Regions from separate parts of the Mus musculus genome. Here region 1 is linked to region 2. Evidence: chromatin contacts called from ENCODE Hi-C data. All regions are on one chromosome and are shown on one strand. Each heading gives the region's core, a stretch centred on a gene start or an enhancer-like site at or near the end of the contact. The rest is flanking DNA. Distances are from core to core; before and after follow the strand shown.

Region 1 (5,802 bases), core at 2,351-4,850, about 21 Mb before region 2:
CGCCTCTGAGGGGCTACTGCAGGCGGTAAGCCATGCCCACTGTCTGAGAAGAGAAGAGAAAACAGTGTATGTCATTGAATCAGCAGGAGCGGCACGGGGAGGACATGCTAGCCATGCAGGTCTCTGTGGGTACACCTATCCAAGACACAGCGTGAAAACTCATGGTGGGACACTCCCATGATGCCAGTCCTTGGGACAGGAAGGCTGAAAGGTCAGGAAAGCAAGGTCATCCTTACTACCAGAGGGAGTTCGAGCTAGCCTGAGCTACACAACACCCTGTCTTTAAAAACCAAAAGAAAGTTGGTGCCCCTCTGCAGATGCCCAGTCAGCCCAGCATCCCAGCCTTCTGCTGGCAGAGCAGCAGGCCCTACTGTATGTCTGTCTGACAGACTGTCAGTGTCCTGGGGACACAGCCTTGGTGGCTCCCCAGCGACTGTCCTAGTGCTGATGATACATAGTGTGTCCCTCCAGGAGAGGGCTTGCAAAGCAAGCCACCGGACACCAAAATATCAGCATGTGACTCTGTCAAGTATTCCAGTCACTATTGAATGACACTTGGATTTGCAGTAGCCAAGTATCCAGGTTCCCACGTTCCCAACGCATTCCCGAGCCCTCGGTGTCTGTGATGGTTTGTATATACTGGGCCTAGGGAATGACACTATTAGAAGGTGTGGCCTTGTTGAAGTAGGTGTGTCACTGTGGGTGTGGGCTTTAAGACCCTCATCCTAGCTGTTTGGAAGTCAGTCTTCTCCTAGCTGCCTTGAGATGAAGACGTAGAACTCTCAGCATTCTCCTGCACCGTGCCTGCCTGGACTCTGCCATGCTCCCACCTTGATGGTGATAGACTGAACCTCTAAACCTGTAAGCCTGCCCCATTTAAATGTTGTCCTTTTTAAGAGTTGCCTTGGTCATGGTGTCTGTTCACAGCAGTAAAACCCTCTCTAAGTCACTGGTTGTGACATAGAGGCCATTTGTCTCTTCATCTCACACAGTGGACCACAGGGGCTGAGTCCTCACCTAGCTACCCTGCAGAAATAGGAACAGTAAGAATCCTGTCACCTCACTGTCTGGTCCAAATATGACCATATCAACTGCTCATTGTGTAACCTTCTGCAGGCTGCTTGGCTTCTGTGTGCCTCGGTTCCCCCTCAGTTGAGGGGGTGGTTAGAAGGACCCCATATACAAGGTTCTTGTTAGCATCTGTATAAACAGTTTAGAATAGGACATGGAACATAAAAGTGTGGTGAACTATTAGCTACAGGCCTGGGAAGATGGCTCAGCACGTAAAGTATTTGCTGTGCAAGTCCGAGAACCTGAGTTTGACCACCACCCCCCCCCAGCCCAGGTTAAAGTGCTGGGTGTGGTGGTGCATGTTTGCAGTCCCCGTGCTGGGAGGCAGAGTCAGGGGGGTCCCTGAAGTTCGCTGACCATGGAGCCAAATTGATGAGCTTCATGGTCAGGGAAAGAGTCAGCCTCAAAAATTAAAGATGGAGAGGCTGGAAAGCTGGCTGAGGCCGAGGGTGCAATAGGTACCACATAACCTTGATTGTGCCAACTGGATTAGAAAAGCAGGCTTTCTCAGCCATGTGTCGGACCTACAGAATGCAAGCGCAGGCTTTCTAAGGCCGCCACCTTCAAGATGTAAATGGGCCTCTGCTCCACAAGAGCACTTGATGCTCCTGCAGAAGCGCCCAGGATGCAGTTCCCAGCACCCACATGACACTCACCAGCATATCTAACTCCATTTTCAGGGGATCCCATGCCCATACCTGTCTTGCCCTGGCACCAGTCATGTGGGCGGTACATAGGCATAAATGCAGAAAACACACCTATACACGTAAGGTAAATAGATATAAAATGCATTTTTAAAAATTAAAGATGAAGGGCTGGAGAGATGGCTCAGCGTTTAAGAGCACTAACTGCTCTTCCAGAGGACCTGAGTTCAATTCCCAGCAACCTCATGGTGGCTCACAACCATCTGTAATGGGGATCCAATGCCCTCTTCTGGTGTATCTGAAGACAGCAACAGTGTACTCACATACATTAAATAAATAAATATTTTTTAAAAAATATTAAAGATGAAGAAAGACATGCAGTGTTGACCTTTGATCTCTACATGGTGTGGACACAGAAAAATGCATTCCCATTGGCAAGGACATATGTCAAGCTCACAAAAATACCACGCCATAGACAAAGCTGAGCAGGGTGGTACACACCTGTAACCCTAGCTCGCAGGAGGTAGAGAAACAGGAGGATATCTAGGGTTCTCCATCTAGGCAGCCTAGTCTAATTGGCAAGTTCCAAGTCTCAGTGAAAGAGACACGGAGAGACAGAGAGACAGAGAATGAATATGAATGAATGAATGAATGAATGAATGAATGAATGAATGAATCAGAAGTTTGTAGTTAACTCCTGAGATCTCACTCTGACTCCCCAAAGCCTGCCTCAGCCCTGAGCCTTGCCTCCCTCCAAGTTCATCCTTTCTCCTTTCTCTTTGTTCCAAACTGAGATGATGACTTTGGTGACAGGCAGTTAAATGACAGATTTCTGTTCCCTGTTACTTTATAACCACATATTTGGCCCATTACAGCTCTGGGGTAGCTGATGTGGTCATTTTGCTATCCTAGTGTCCCCTGTCTCTCTGTCACCCCCTGCCCAGAACCATGCTCACCACAGTATCAGAGCCCCACCAGCTTGGAGCACCCACCAGCTTGGAGCACCCACCAGCTTGGAGCACCCACCAGCTTGGCTTCAGAATTCAAACGGGAACAGAGGGAGCCCCAGAGGGACAGCTGTCCCTCCACCTTCTGCAAAGCTGGCAAGAGAACCACTAAAGAGCTGGGGATCCCTGTCGCAGAGAACACTGCGTTCTGGCCGCTGCGGCCGGCCGGTGGAAAGGCTCACAGCTTCACATCCTAAATGAGTCTGGCAAAACCTTATTGTCTTTTGGGACAAAAGACTTCCAATTATTTTGTAACCCAAATGCCACCAGTTAAGTAGCTGTCCTATTGTTCAAAGAGCATTCCCAAGTAGAGAGTAACTTGCTAAAAAATGATTCTTTCCAAATGCCTGTGTGTCACCCTCCTGGGGTCCTGACACTGTAAACCCCAACTGCTCCAGCCATGGCCTGTAAGTCTGGAGAGCCACAGGCCCATTGCCTACAGATTAAGACCAGACAAAGGAAAGTTTGTACCTGCCTAGGGACACACATACACACACACACACACACACACACACACACACACACACACACACACACACACACACACACACCATACCCTGCAGCCGGGCCTGTGGCTCCAAGATGCTAGGGAAGGGACAGACAGATGCTTGAAACCAAGCTAGGTGTCAAAGGGCCTCTTTGAACAGTCCAACAACTCCCTGGAAACCCTGGCTGAGAGGATGCTGGAAGAGAGAGTTCTCAGGGAGGAAGCTAACACTTCAACAAGGGAGCCTCAAACTGCTAGTCACTGCTCAGTTAAAATGACCCAGAGCAGCTGGAGGCTGTGCCGATAAAGATGGAGCATCGGTGGGGAGCTTTAAACTGGCCACGGAACTAGAGATCACTGGTGACAAGAAATAGACTTGGCTGTGTTCCCTGGCCAAAAGCTGGCCAAAGCCCAAAAGGTCAACTCACACTGCTCAGCACTGTCGGCTGCCTCTTACCTCAAATACCCAATCTGAGTTTGTGGCCACACAGAAGAGCCTTTACCTGACTACAAACTTAAAGCCAATATGAATATAAAGAGATTAATGATTTCTTCCTCAATTGCCCTGAGAAGGTGAACTACTTTTGCCAGAGGTTCTCTTTATCCTAGGCTGAGTGTCCATGCTACCACAATAAAGACCTCATAGGACCAGAGCAAAGTGGGATGCTGAGCTTGGTGGGAAGCAAGGACCGACAAGCTCCTGGCTGTCCGCTGGAGACACAAATGAAGCTCGCTGTGCTTCAGGGAAAAGGATGGCACGTTCATCTTAGGAGTTACTCAGTATGAACCCAAAGTAATAAGGAAGGTTGAGGCCATGTTTGAAAGCATACTGGGTTTACCTTGCTGTCAATGTTACAGCACAGAGCTGCTAGAGAGATGACTTAGCGGTTAAGAAGGCATATTTCAAGACGGGAGAGATGGCTCAGTGGTTAAGTGTGCTGGATGCTCCTCCAGAGGACCTGAGTTCAGTTCCCAGCATAGGCACAATTGCCCACAATTGTCTGTAACTCCAATCCCAGCGGAGCCAATGCCCTCCTCTGGACTCTGGGACTCATGTGCACATAACCCCCACACCACACACGTCTGTGTAATTTTGAAAAATCATAAATATTTGATATTACGAAACAGAAAGACTAAAAATAGCAAGCTTCTCTGCCATTGCCCATGCCTACAAACAAGCACACACACACACACACATCACCACCATCATCACCAGGGTGGAGAACTGTACTAGCTATTCGTAGTAGTAACTAGAATTAACCAAAACCCAAGATCCTGGTTACACCTGTGAGGACTGGATCATTTATCGTAGGTGGGAGGATCCACCTTTAATCTGGGCCACACCTGGGGGGGTGGCAGCCTGCATAAAGGACATGGAGGAAGGGATCTTCTGTTCTCTGCCTGCTTGCCCTTACTCTCACTGACAACTTCATTCCTTCACTGACTTTAGAGCCCACTGCTTTGGGATTCTGACACATACTGAAGGCACCAGAGACACCCAGCCTTGTGGACCGCATAACTACTGAGCCTTGGCCTTTCATCGGGAGACAGCCACTGTTGGACCAGTCAGACCACAGCCTGTAAGCCACTCTAATAAATCCATTTTTACAGAGAGATTCATTCTACTGATTCTGTCTCTCCAAAGAACCCTGAACAACACAGTAGCCAAAAGAAGGTTCTAGAACTGAAGCCATGACACTGTCCCACGCTTCTCTCTTTTCTCCCAGAAACGTCCACCAGGTGTGTAAGAGTGGAACCTGGAGAACCGTCGTTTGCTGACTCCCAACAGGATACTTTGAGAAGCACAAACTTGGGGTTTTGCTTTCCCTGGTCCTCTCCGAGGCTTCGATTCACTTCCTCCAGGATATTTTCAGTACTTTTTTACTAAGCTAACATACACACAACAAGATTTATCGTTCTTACCACGTATAAGAGCTGAGTTCAGTGGTGCTGGGTACATTCACACTGTTGTCCAGTCATCGCTACCATCCATCCACAGGAGTTTTTAAACATCTTCCCAGAATGAAACATGATCCCCGTCCAAGACTGGCACCCTCCTACTCCTCCTCTGGACCCTGGTGAACACCACTCTACTTTCTGTGTGTACAGGTTTATTAAATCATTAGGCAGAGCCCAAGCCTGTTCTAAAGCCGGAAGTCTGTCTGGAAGCCAGTTTTCCTAACATGAGACTTCTCCCAGTGAGACCATTATCCCAATGCTCTGATAGCCAAGGAAAAGGCACAGGTGTCTCTTTGGATTATCTTTGTTCCTCCAGGACAGTTACTAGGGTGGCCCAGGGTGTGATCTCAGGATCCCTTGGTCCCTGCCCAACCCTGACCAAGAGCTTCCCATTTTGACCCGCCTTTCTGGGTCCGGCTTCCTCCCCTTTTCAGACCTGAGGCAAGTGTCAGTCAAGGGTTACCAGCATGCAGCAGGTGTCAGTTCAAGGCTCCTTGAAAGAGCCACCCCATGGTCAAGATTCTGCAAGAGTTACTGACTGATTAGAGCCTTGTGGTTCTGAAGAGTTGGAATGCTACAGATCAATAGCCCAAATCATCCTGGGTTACCGTTAATCCCCTTGATAGTTATCCAC
Region 2 (5,610 bases), core at 768-3,267:
AAGCCAAAAAAAAAAAAAAAGTCTGTAGTTTTATCGTTTGCCCTGTGGATTTCTTTGTGTAGAAGCTTCGCTTTAATATAGTGCTAATTCTCTATGTTAACGTGTGTTTGCTGAACTCTTTGGTGGCATATCAAAGAACCATTAGCAAGTCCCGTATCGCGAAGCTTCTGCCGCCCCTCCTCCTAAGGCTTGCCCCTCAGCACTTCTGCATTCTTGCCTATTTTGTTTACTGGTTGAAACCAATTATGAGGAAAAGAATGTTGACTGTTGCCTCTCTGCTTGTGATAAGTTTTTGCTTCGTGTGTTTAGAGGCTCTGTTAGTAGTTGTATGCACGTTTGGGATTGCTCTGTTGGGCCTTTTGTGTAATGTAAATTCCCTTTTCTTCATGGCAGCTTTCAGGGTGAGGTTTTCTTTGTCTGACGTTAAGAGTCACTGCAGCTTTCTGAGGACTCTCGTCTGTATAAATGCTAACATCTGGTCTGTTTATTGTTGTAAACACCACAGTTTCGTAGTTCCCTTTTGCTTTCCGCAGAAACCGTGTCATAGGGAGCTAAAATTCTGTACTTACCTATCAGGCATATTTTAAAGAAGAAGGTTATGAATTACTGGGTGTTTTTATTTGTATTTATTGTGGGTGTTTTTTTTTTTTTTAGATTTATTTATTTTATTATATGTAAGTACCATAGCTGTCTTCAGACACTTCAGAAGAAGGCATCAGATCTCATTACGGATGGTTGTGAGCCACCATGTGGTTGCTGGGAATTGAACTCAGGACCTTCAGAAGAGCAGTTAGTGCTCTTAACCACTGAGCCATCTCGCCAGCCCCTTGTTTTTTGTTTTTTGAGACAGGTTTACTAAGTAGCCCTGACTGGCCTAGAACTCGTGTGTAGACCAGGCTGGCCTCAGGCTTATGGCTTTCTGTCTGTCTCTGCCTCCCTGAGTGCTGTGCCACCAAGCTTGGCTCCTGTTCTCTTTTTGAGACATGGCCACATGTAGCCTAGACTGGGCTCTCCATGTGCCTTGAGAGTTGTACATGCAGTGTCTGAGTGCCCACACACAGAATGAGTAAGTTAAAAAGGAAGCCACGTCTGAGGACTGGCTGTGACTGACAGGGAGAGAAGCATCATCTATCTGAGAGCTGTGGGCATCCACCTGCTCAGTGCCTCTGCTCAGGTTTGGGGAGTAAGAAACGAGGGACAGCTGCGTCCTTGTCATTGTCCTTGTCCACGAGTGTGAAGACCCCTGCCCCCTGCCTGGATTGTGCACCTGCTCCTCTGCTCTGGGTCTGCGGCAACTTTAGGTCTAACCTGGGAACACTGGAGGGAAAACAGGTTCCTGCCTCTCGGGTGGGCTTCCCCATCCTCCTCTTAAAGCTTCCAGAGGCCTGCTCTGAAAACCTGGCCCAGGCGGCAGTCATGGGAGGCAGACTGGAGACAGGCCTGCTTCATGAACTGAACTGGAATGTCAAAAGTTGTGATACTTGGATGCTGTTTAATTTGTTTTTATTGTGTGTAACTGACAGTCTGTTGGCTTGCTTTGCTCTGTGGCGTTGTGATTTTCATGTTCTATTTTTATAATAAGCAAATGTTTACATCACTCTTGGATGGGTGTGGCTGTGCTAGGAATCCCAGAAAGGAACCCATCCTAATAAGGAGGAGCTTATTGTTCATATCTGCACGGTAATGAATGGGCTTCCATGGAGGGTGTGAGCACAAGCTTTCTAGAAAAGAGTGGTGACCACTCATTCAGTCCAAAACCAATCTTTTGTTTCTGCTTTCTTCCCCTCTGACGCATGTCCCTGGATCACCAGGTCGGTTTTCACTTGGCTGCTCTGCCCTCCCTGTCACCTACTCCTGCTGCTGAATCTTTGAACCTTTGGCCCATGCAGGCTAGAGTTCACTGGCTCCCGGGAGGCTGCCGCAGGGCCAGGGTAATTATAAATCCTCCTGTTGGGTGCTGTTTCAAATCTCCAATCTATAAATAGCACAGGCGACGGGCCAGTTCTGCAGGTTTTCTCTAATGGGTTTTAGAAATGTATGTAGCTTCCCCTGGGCCTGTGCTTTGGGCTGACACGGGACATTAATTATAGCTTGTTAGAGATGTCCTGTTACCTGTGGACATGGTTTCGTGGTTGGGTCAGGGATGCTTTTCTGGTTGCTGGGTTAGTCATTGCTCAGCCGTCTTACTACACATTCAGGGCTAGAGCAGGGAACCAGCTTTACATAAGTCCAGGAATAGGGCACAGGTGACGGCTCCTGTCGCAAGGTAGCAGGTGACTGGAGAGGAGCCAAGTCCCAGGGGTGTGTGCTGAGTGCTTTGAGGAGAGGCCTGGAGCAACAGAGGGGATTAGGGGATGGTTCCCAGAGGATCTCTCAACTTTGTAGCTCCTTGTTATAAACTTATTTGTTAAGGAAGTCTTACAAGCAATACCAATTCAATTAAAAAAAAAAGAAAAAAGAAAAAAAAGAAAAATCCAGTAAGGCAGAAGAAGATTTCTTCTCTCTCTCTCTCTCTCTCTCTCTCTCTCTCTCTCTCTCTCTCTCTCTGTTTTAAGAAGAAGATTTCTAATCTGAATGAGCAGCCTGCCGTGTGTGATCCTTTTGTCTGTGTGTTTGGATATACTGGGGATGGAACCCTGCGCCTCGGTGCATGCTTGCTGTGCATCCCACCGCCATTTCCCTCAGTTTCCGCTGAGCCCTGTCAATCATTAACGCTGCTTCCACATGGCTTTGCTTTCCCCAGAACATCACCGTCAATACCATCATATCACATGGAGCCTTTTGATTCCTGCCTTATGCACTTACTATGGATTAACACTAATCCTTGTTACAGGTGTTGGGGATCCGTTCCTCTTCCCTGCCGAGCAGACATCTGTTTGATGGACTTCCGGTTGCTCGCTTACCTACTTACTGAAGGACATTTGGGTTGTTATTAGATCTGGGAGGTCATGAATCGAGTCAGCGTGAATACTGTATTCTCTGGGGTAATAGTGGGGCGTGAGACTGCCAGGCCATATGCTATGCGTGTGTCTAACTTTATAGGAAACTGCCAGGCCGATTCAGAGCTGCCCCATCGCCCGCTTTCCAGTTGACTCACAGCACCTGGAGTCCTGGCCATCGCTTGGCAGTTGTAGATTGGAGCCATGGAGTTAATCGGTTCGAAGTGTCAGTGGCTTGAACTTGCCTTTCCCTCGTGGCCAGTGGTGGCAGTGCTGTGCTTGTTTGTCACCGGTGTTTCTCGTCAAGTGTTGGGTTTTGTATTTGGAGTGGGGACATGTGCCCCTGAATCTGAGGCAGCTTGTGAGAGTCTCTCCTTCTACCACGAGGGGGCAGGAATCGAATGTGAGTCATCAGGCTTGGTGGCACCCCCCATACTCACTTGAATCATCTTACCAGTTCTCAACATTCTACTCTAAAGTGAACTTTGTGAAACAGCCAACTAACACACACTAATGGAAGAGTGAAACCCATGTCCAGATGCCCTCACCTTGCTCTGACCGCCCCACACCCCACTCTGTCCCCTCACTTTGCTCTGGCAGTCCCACACCCAACTCTCTGTCCCCTCACCTTGCTCTGGCAGTTTCATACTCTGTCCCAGCCCTTCTTGCCCTTTTTTGTTATAACTTATTTAAAACTATATTTTAGCTTTAAAAAATTTATTCATAGCCGGGCGTGGTGGCGTACGCCTTTAATCCCAGCACTTGGGAGGCAGAGGCAGGCGGATTTCTGAGTTCAAGGCCAGCCTGGTCTACAAAGTGAGTTCCAGGACAGCCAAGGCTATACAGAGAAACCCTGTCTCGGAAAAAAAATTTTTTTATTCACTTTACATCCCAGTATCACCCACCCCCCATTTCTTCCCAGTACCTCCTTATTCAGATCCTCCACACATTGGGAGTCCCCTCTGGTCCCCCACCACACACAAATATCAAATCACTGCAGAATTAGGTGCCCACCGAGAACTCTCCCACCAAGACCAGACAAGGTGGCTCAGTTAGGGGAATGGGATCTACAGGCAGACAGCTGATTCAGGGACAGCCCCCAATCTAGTTGTTGGGGGACCTGCATGAAGACCAAACTGCACATCTGCTATATTTGTGTGAGGCCCTAGGTCCAGACTGTGTATTTCAGCTTTTAAAAGTATATTTTATAAGTGTTTTGTCTGCGTAACATGTATGTGTACTATATGTGTGCCTAATTCCTGCAGAAGTCAGAAGAGGCTGGAAAAGGAGTTACAGACAGTTCAAAGCCACATGTGGGTGCTGGGAACTGAACTGGGTCCTCTGCAAAAGCTCTTAAGCACTGAGCTAGCTATTTATCTCAGATACCATAACACTATAAATAAATACTAAGTGGACATCTCTTACCAGTTGAGACCTTTCAACAGCTGCAATATCTGTAGCACATTTAAGTTCTAATTTCTTGATGTCATCTGCTATCTAACATAAACCCACTTTGTACCAGTAGCCTCAAAAATACCTTTTGCTTTGTTTGAATTAGGATCTAAACAAGACCCACTCATTGTATTGTCTGTTCTTTAAAAGAATTATTTTGACTGGGTGTGGAAACACATGCCTTTTTTTTTTTTTAAAGATTTTATTTATTGTTATATGTAAGTACCCTGTAGCTGTCTTTAGACTCACCAGAGGAGGGCATCAGATCTCATTATGGATGGTTGTGAGCCACCATGTCATTGCTGGGATTTGAACTCAGGACCTCCAGAAGAGCAGTCATTGCTCTTAACCGCTGAGCCATCTCTCCAGCCCCCAGCACAGGCTTTTTTTTTTTTTTTTTTTTTTTTTTAAAGATTTATTTATTGTTATATGTAGGTACACTGTAGCTGTCTTCAGACACACCAGAAGAGGGCATCGGAGCATCAGATATCATTGCAGATGGTTGTGAGCCACCATGTGGTTGCTGGGATTTTGAACTCAGGGCCTTTGGAAGAGCAGTCAGTGCTCTTACCCGCTGAGCCATCTCACCAGCCCAGCACAGGCTTTTAATGCTAGCATTTGTGAGGCAGAGGTAGGCAGACAGACAGACCTCTGAGTTCAAGGCCAACCTGATCTACATAGTGAGTTCCAGCCAAGGCTATCTAGAGTGAGACCCTGCCTCAAAAAGCAAAACACCCAACAAACAAAAACTTTTAAAAATGATGTGTACTTTGTGCATATATGTATATGTGAATGCAGGTGCCTGCCCATGGAGGTCGAGGCCCCAGTCCCTTGGATCTGGAGTTCTAGGGGTGGTTTTGAGCCACCTGCTATGGGTACTGGGGATTGAACTTGAGTGCTGCGTAAGAGCAGTCAGTGTTTTTAACCACTCAGTCATCTCTACAGCCCCCATTTTGTGAGTCTCGGTCTGTAGCACTCCCATCTTCTTTGGCACTGTGGGGGAGGGGCAGCATGTGTGGAGTTAGAAGACGACCTGGGCCGATTCTTGCTTCTGTGCTGTTGCTGAGTTTCTGGGGATTCTCCACCTCCCATCTTGTCTCAGGAACACTTTAATTACAGATCTCCTACTGCATATGGATTCTGTGGCTTCAAACTCAGGCCTCACACTGGCACAGCGATCACCGCACCCACTGAGCCATTACACCCCCACCCCCACCAC

Evidence for each region. Hi-C counts contacts between places; a loop is a spot of excess contacts on that map.
Region 1: a map of T-helper 17 cell shows a loop between it and region 2 (26-fold over the local background). The contact joins two enhancer-like sites. A Hi-C loop is called at or near these places in 2 of 37 maps with a recorded cell type or tissue (T-helper 17 cell and regulatory T cell).

What each region holds. Positions count from the first base shown.
Region 1 is chr8:125,081,695-125,087,496 of GRCm38, reverse strand. Disc1 (disrupted in schizophrenia 1) reads right to left here. Exons shown (of 13, transcript NM_174854.2): 2 at 1-43. Among named protein-coding and RNA genes, the nearest start is that of Disc1, 30 kb to the right of the region's middle. RefSeq lists an enhancer at 2,577-4,133. Within about 2 kb of position 3,600, at least 1 of the 3 ENCODE cell types and tissues checked has a DNase peak (open chromatin) inside an H3K27ac peak, as active enhancers do.
Region 2 is chr8:104,371,603-104,377,212 of GRCm38, reverse strand. All of the region lies in intron 1 of Cmtm4 (CKLF-like MARVEL transmembrane domain containing 4), which reads left to right. Among named protein-coding and RNA genes, the nearest start is that of Cmtm4, 21 kb to the left of the region's middle. Within about 2 kb of position 2,017, at least 1 of the 3 ENCODE cell types and tissues checked has a DNase peak (open chromatin) inside an H3K27ac peak, as active enhancers do.